Regions from separate parts of the Homo sapiens genome. Here region 1 is linked to region 2. Evidence: chromatin loops called from intact Hi-C (ENCODE). Cell type or tissue: endothelial cell of umbilical vein. All regions are shown on one strand. Links, peaks and the distances in the headings refer to the core of each region. The heading gives the core; the rest is flanking DNA. Region 1 overlaps AHI1-DT (AHI1 divergent transcript). Region 2 overlaps AHI1-DT (AHI1 divergent transcript).

Region 1 (2,923 bases), core at 106-2,605, 62 kb after region 2:
GAAGCAGGTGCCAAGATGAGATTGGATGTGCAAGAAATTTACTGGGGGGAATGTCTGTGAAGGATAAAGGGGGCCAGACCAGGATTAGGCAGGGATAACTGTTTGCAGATATGACCTTTTGAAAGGAGAGGGAAGGGAGGATTGGGTAGAAAAGCCCCAGACCACAGCACAGTTCTGAGAAAGTTGTAGCCAGGCCAGTGGAGAGGGGAGTCCCACACAAAAGTTGTTCATTGGTACTAGGACAGGACTAGGCCCTAATACCCCAGCCATGTTCAGTCATTGGCCGAGAACAACCTAGGGGAAGCATGTTCTAAGCAGCTGTAGGAGCAGCAACTGAAGGCAATCCCCATGTGTCCTATAGCAGACTCTGTAAGGAGATCTGGGCTGCGCATCTTCATGGCCCACATTTGGTGGACTTTTTTTTTTTAGTTAACTTTTATTCTAAGTTCAGGGGTACATGTGCAGATTTGTTATGTAGCTAAACTTGTGTCATAGGGGTTTCTTGTGCAGATTATTTTGTCACACAGGTATTAAGCCTAGTACCTATTAGCTTATTTTTTTATTTAACTTTTAGGTGTATTTTAACATATTGAGAGATGAGAGAAGATCTGAAGTCCTGTGGGAAGTTTGGGAATAAATTAATGATGGCTGCATAGAAGACTAAACTTGACAAAAAGCAATTAGTATGAAAAATGAAAAGCTGTATAAGAAAGAAATAGGATCATAATTCACTATGGCTCAGTGGTGAATTATGTTTAAATAATCATAATAAGCAGGGAATTTAACCAAGAAAAATGTACCAAACTGATTTCATCAAAAGTCGCATTGGAAGGATAGGAAAAGGAAAGTGTGAACAGAGAAGTGGGCAGTAGAAGAGACCAAAATTCATATCTTCAGTAATATGAAGTCATTAGATAATTTTTATGAATTAAAATTGAAGAAATAATAGTATAAGATTATTTTAAAATATTACAGTAAACAATAAACATAACGACTACAATAATTGAAAGTATCTCCAGGGAACAGGAATCTGTGATGGGAAGGGTTTTAGCAGAGGACTGCTGGTTTTCTTTTTAAAGCTATGGTACTGTTGGAGTTTTTTAACTTTGTCAATGTTTGATTACAATATTAAAATTAAATTTTAAAAGGCAAATCAAGATCGTCCAATATTTAGTTGTACATCCTAATGAATGATACCAATTTTACGCAATTCTCAGGAATCCTGCTATTGCAGGAATATATTAATACTTAGGTTGTATATCTAGCTCATATTGATTAAAGGGACATGCTTTTACTCTCAGATTTCACTGGAAGTGTTTTAGCACGCAGAATTAAAAATATTACCTACCATGTCATTAAAATTTCAAGAGGAATGTTTTCAAGTCAGACAGTGGGGAGTTTTATGGGTTTTTAACTCACTTTCTGATAATACACACTTGGCTTTCGATTCACATGTGTCAGCTGTTATCAGCTGGCCATGTGCGTCACTGAGTTAGCTTTGTGGTATTATCTGTAGCCAAAGGAAACACAGAGGAAATCATTGCAGCAGCTCCACATATTTTAATCAGTTAGAAAAATCTGCTCCCCCACTGGTATTTTCACACATTTCCTCAACAGCAAGCCTATTCTATTATAGAAAAAAAGAAAAAGAAAAAGAAAACAAAAAAATTGTAATGGATTCTGATAGCTGCTAATTCAGCCTTAAAAACAGAATTTGTATAAACTCAATAATTCTGGAAAACCTTCGAGTTTCAAAATGTGCATAGATCTTTTCCATAATAGTGTAACTTACACTTTTGCTCAGAACCAGTTCCACGGTCTTCCCCTCTTTCTCCCACACTTGATCCAGGGAAAGACTCATCTTCCTGTAGGAAAAATCAAGCCCCCCTACCCAACCCCCCAAAAAAACAGGTCTTGTGGAAATCAATTTTATTAAAAAATGGTAGGCAATATCCATCATCATATATAACATGAATAAGTTCCTGCATAACACAAGGTGCTAGAATTGTTCAATTTAGTTTTCTATATCAAATTACTCTGCAATCTGAGCCCTTGCTCACCTAGGTAGGAAAGCAGCTGATCAATATCAGTCATTGGTACATACTTACTTCCACTCCCTTCAAGGGAGGGACTTTACAAGGATCCTAGGGCTGACAAGGTCCAGAGAAAAAGGGTGGGGGAGGGCAGGTTCTTATTCCATTGTGGTTGCCATCTTACCGTTCCTCATTTGAGTGCAGAACTCAGCCTGAGCACAATTCTCTTCCCCCATCTTTGAGAACTGGTAACATAGCAGCCCATAGAGAATCAGAGATGGGTCTGTCCCAGGTCCCTTCAGTGAGACATCTTCTCAACTACAGGTGCCAAGACTGCAGCTTCAAAGTTTTACCTTTACAAATGCCCTCAGGACAATCTTCCATGGGAATAATCAGCTCTTATTATTTTTTCTTTTTTCTGATAAGACTACTCCAATGGGGCGAGGAAGGGATTGTGTACAGGGATATTGCTCCTGTAAATTATTAATACCTTGCCCTGCCACACTTATTAAAATGCTTCCAGTTACTTGTTCAGTTTTTCTTAAGGTAATGAAAAGTAAGTGTATAAATGCTTATTTTCATGCCTGAAATAATTACAGTGATCCCTTGCCAACCATGGGGAGAAAAAGTTGCATGTGAAAAGTTCTGGGGCTGGCAGAATGGTTGGTTGACAATACTTCTTCGTGGAAAATAAAAGGTTTGACAGGAACAAAAAATTAAGGGCTAAATATATATAATACTTAAAAGCAGAGTAAATAAAAGTCTAGAATACGTCTTATCCAAAACAGGTCATATTTGTCATTGAAAACTTGTTCTGGCAGGAAGTCCTCTACCAGAGCACCTTTTGCATTTGTTCTAGAACTCATGTTGCTGTTCTGTGATCTGCTGGG
Region 2 (2,923 bases), core at 113-2,612:
TGAGACGCCTCAGTAACTGCTCTAATTAGTCATTTTTGAATCTGTGCTCCCATAAAATATTTCTGGCACTGTGTGCTAAACATTGTACATGGCACATCTCACTGAATTCTCACAAAAATCCTTTGTGATAGGAGCTAATATTGTCACCATTCCTTTACATAAGGAAACTGAAGCTCAGAAAGATGAAGTAACTCTCCCAGGGTGACATGACTAGCAAGAAATAAAACTGTAATTCATATCCACACCTCATCCAAATCCCTTGTCTTTAATTTCTATGTTTATATGGTCTCTCACTTGGGAATAAGAACTTCTTCCTTTTTCAAACACTTAATATTGCCCCACCATCACAAGAAGTCACCAGCATCAGGAGAGGTGGCAGGCCATCTTAGGGAGGCCACAGAAACTATGGTCCTCTTCCCATGCCCTACAAGAGAGATACACATTTAAATAATTTAAATATTTAAGGCTCACTCTACTTCTTAAAATATGCAGCTTTATACAGTGTTTAAGAACTTCAAAGGTAAACCTAAGTTCACGGCCCTGGTTAACAAATCATTCTCTCTGCTTCAGAGCTGTGATCGACAGCAATTCCCTTTAACTGGAATGATTATACCCTTCCCTCCACTCAAAGCATAACTTTATGCTTTTTCTCTTGGACTCTCTTCAAGACTGTCCTTCTCAATGAAGTGATTCCTGAATGACCTTAACTGACCCCAGGGCAAAAAAATAATGTTTGCTTATTTCCACCAAGGGCACCCCATGCTCCGGAAGAGCTGGGTGTATCTTTGTTTCTCTCCCCTGAGTAAGTCAGTATCAGTCCTGTCTACCTTATTACACTGGTGCCCCAAAAGCAAAGATTCTACAGTGAGTGTGTTCTCAGTAGTTATGACTTAAATCCAGACTAAAATGCTACAGATGATTGTGTCATTCTGCTGAAAAGCAAAGTTCTGTTCACAGGGTCACCAAATCCTTTCCCGCTTTAGGTGTTTGCTATTACTGGCTGCCCCGCAGTCCTGTGCCACCTCCCAGACCAGGAAGCACATGCTGTTTCCTATCCCTCCTGCTACTCTGCAGGAAATGCTTGGCTTTGAGTAATCAGGGATGCATTGGCTGGAAATGCTAGTGGTGGAGACAGAGCGGAGGCTGACACCAAATCCAGACAGCGTAAGGACTTTTCCCTAGCCAGGTGTTTGACTTTCTACATTTCCTCCTGCTGTTCCGCCTCTAAGTCCTGTCTACACATAAATAGTCATCTAGTCCAGTTAGATGTGAAGTCTAAATACTAAGTGATATTAAGTATTTTTACTAGTAAAATACCCTGAATCATCATATTAAAATGATTTTCTGGTCCCAAATGCTGTTTACAATTCAATTCTAAATTGTTACTATCCGCCTAAAATCAGGAGGCATTTTGTAACTATCAAACAGCAAGAACGTTTCCATGGTTCCGTTAGGAAAAACAACATAAAATTCTAACTCACTTTAATTCTATATCCACCAACAGTAAACAAACTATTCACAGGAAGAAAACAAATTGCTTTTGAGTCACAGAGGAAAGAGTAAGAGAAAATTGCTAATATTTATTGTGTGTTTATTACTAGGTCAACTCAGATTCTCCAAGAAGCAGGCACCAAGACAGAATTAGATGTGAAAGAAATACACTCAGAGAAATGCTCTTGAAGGATAAAGACGCCAAGGAGCAAGAGGAACTGTAAAAACCTCCAGATCATGTTGCTGTTTTCAATAGTTCTTTATATAGAACTAAATGAAATTGTCTGAGTTTTGACAATTATAATATTTTATTTCTGATTAATCAGAAAATAGTTTGCCATAAAAATTTATCACTTCTGATATTAGCACATAAATTTGTTTTTATTGTAATTTCAAAACTAATGTCAAGACTGAGCAAATCATAAGATGGAAGCACCTGTGAGTGCCTGGGACCCTCAAGATCATCAAATCCAGCTTTCCCTGCAGAGATGGTCTTTCAACTTTTGCCTGAACATCATCCTTGTGAGGGAAATCGTTTCATCACAAAGCAATCCAGTTTACTACTGGAACACTGCAATTATTTGAAGGTTTGTCTTTTTATTTCTTTTTATGTAGCCTTTAGGGAAAATCTTCCTACAGCCTTCCATCTAGAGCTATGAGAGGGGATACTGGAAGAAAGTTACTGAGTGCCCCCTTCTTCTCTGGCCTGGGCTAATGAACCCTAGTTCATCTCATGTTTTCTTCTATACAATTGTTTCTACAATAATAAACACCTCAGTCAACTTCCTCTAGATCTCCTATAATTTTTTTAATATCCTTCAAAATATATGGCAACCATAACTTGATTGTCCAGCCAAATGAAGCGACTACACTGAATACAGTAGGATAATCTAGTCTCTGTATTTCTCCTAATGAATTAGATTTTTGGCATCACATGTCACAACATTGCTTCATATGAATTGGTACTTAAAAGAAAACTCGACGCCATAGAACTACAAAATTAAATCCAGGAAGAACCTCAGAGACGATCTTCTTCCAACATCCTCTTTCTCAGATAAGGAAATTAAGGTTTTAAAAGATCTTGTGCCAAAAGTCACACAGTTGACTTGTGGCAGTTAAGATTAAATTTTAAAATTCCTAATGCAATGTTTTGTTTTGTTTTGTTTTCCTGCAAAGTGTGACTGAGCTTGTTCTCCCTACCCATCATCCACTTGTTTCTTAAGCTAAGTGCAAAATTTTACATTTATCCTTTTGTACATGCAATTTAGACTTTGTGAGCTCTCTGAATCACCAGCCATAGGAGTCTTTATAATGATTAGGTGAAGAGAATTCGAAAGTGGGCTAGTAAAATACCCTGAATCATCATATTAAAATGATTTTCTGATCCCAAATGCTGTTTAGTCCCACTTTTCTCCCAAGGGCAGCCCCTGTG

What was found. Peaks named below come from ENCODE experiments on the same cell type or tissue, not always from the same donor. Only the 100,000 strongest peaks of a DNase experiment are listed, where the experiment ranks them.
Region 1: it touches region 2 in a loop (3-fold over the local background); 3 of 110 quality-filtered maps call a loop at or near these places.

The regions. Positions count from the first base shown.
Region 1 is chr6:135,567,133-135,570,055 of GRCh38, reverse strand. The region is part of intron 2 of AHI1-DT (AHI1 divergent transcript); the gene reads right to left. Among named protein-coding and RNA genes, the nearest start is that of LINC02524, 66 kb to the left of the region's middle. RefSeq lists a silencer at 1,503-1,552. In endothelial cell of umbilical vein, for the core only: no CTCF peak of the experiment used is centred there; a DNase peak (open chromatin) is centred at 1,505.
Region 2 is chr6:135,629,112-135,632,034 of GRCh38, reverse strand. The region is part of intron 2 of AHI1-DT (AHI1 divergent transcript); the gene reads right to left. LINC02524 (long intergenic non-protein coding RNA 2524) reads left to right here. Exons shown (of 3, transcript NR_183501.1): 2 at 1,602-2,078. Among named protein-coding and RNA genes, the nearest start is that of LINC02524, 4.1 kb to the left of the region's middle. In endothelial cell of umbilical vein, for the core only: no CTCF peak of the experiment used is centred there; a DNase peak (open chromatin) is centred at 1,054; H3K27ac peaks cover 1,560 bases.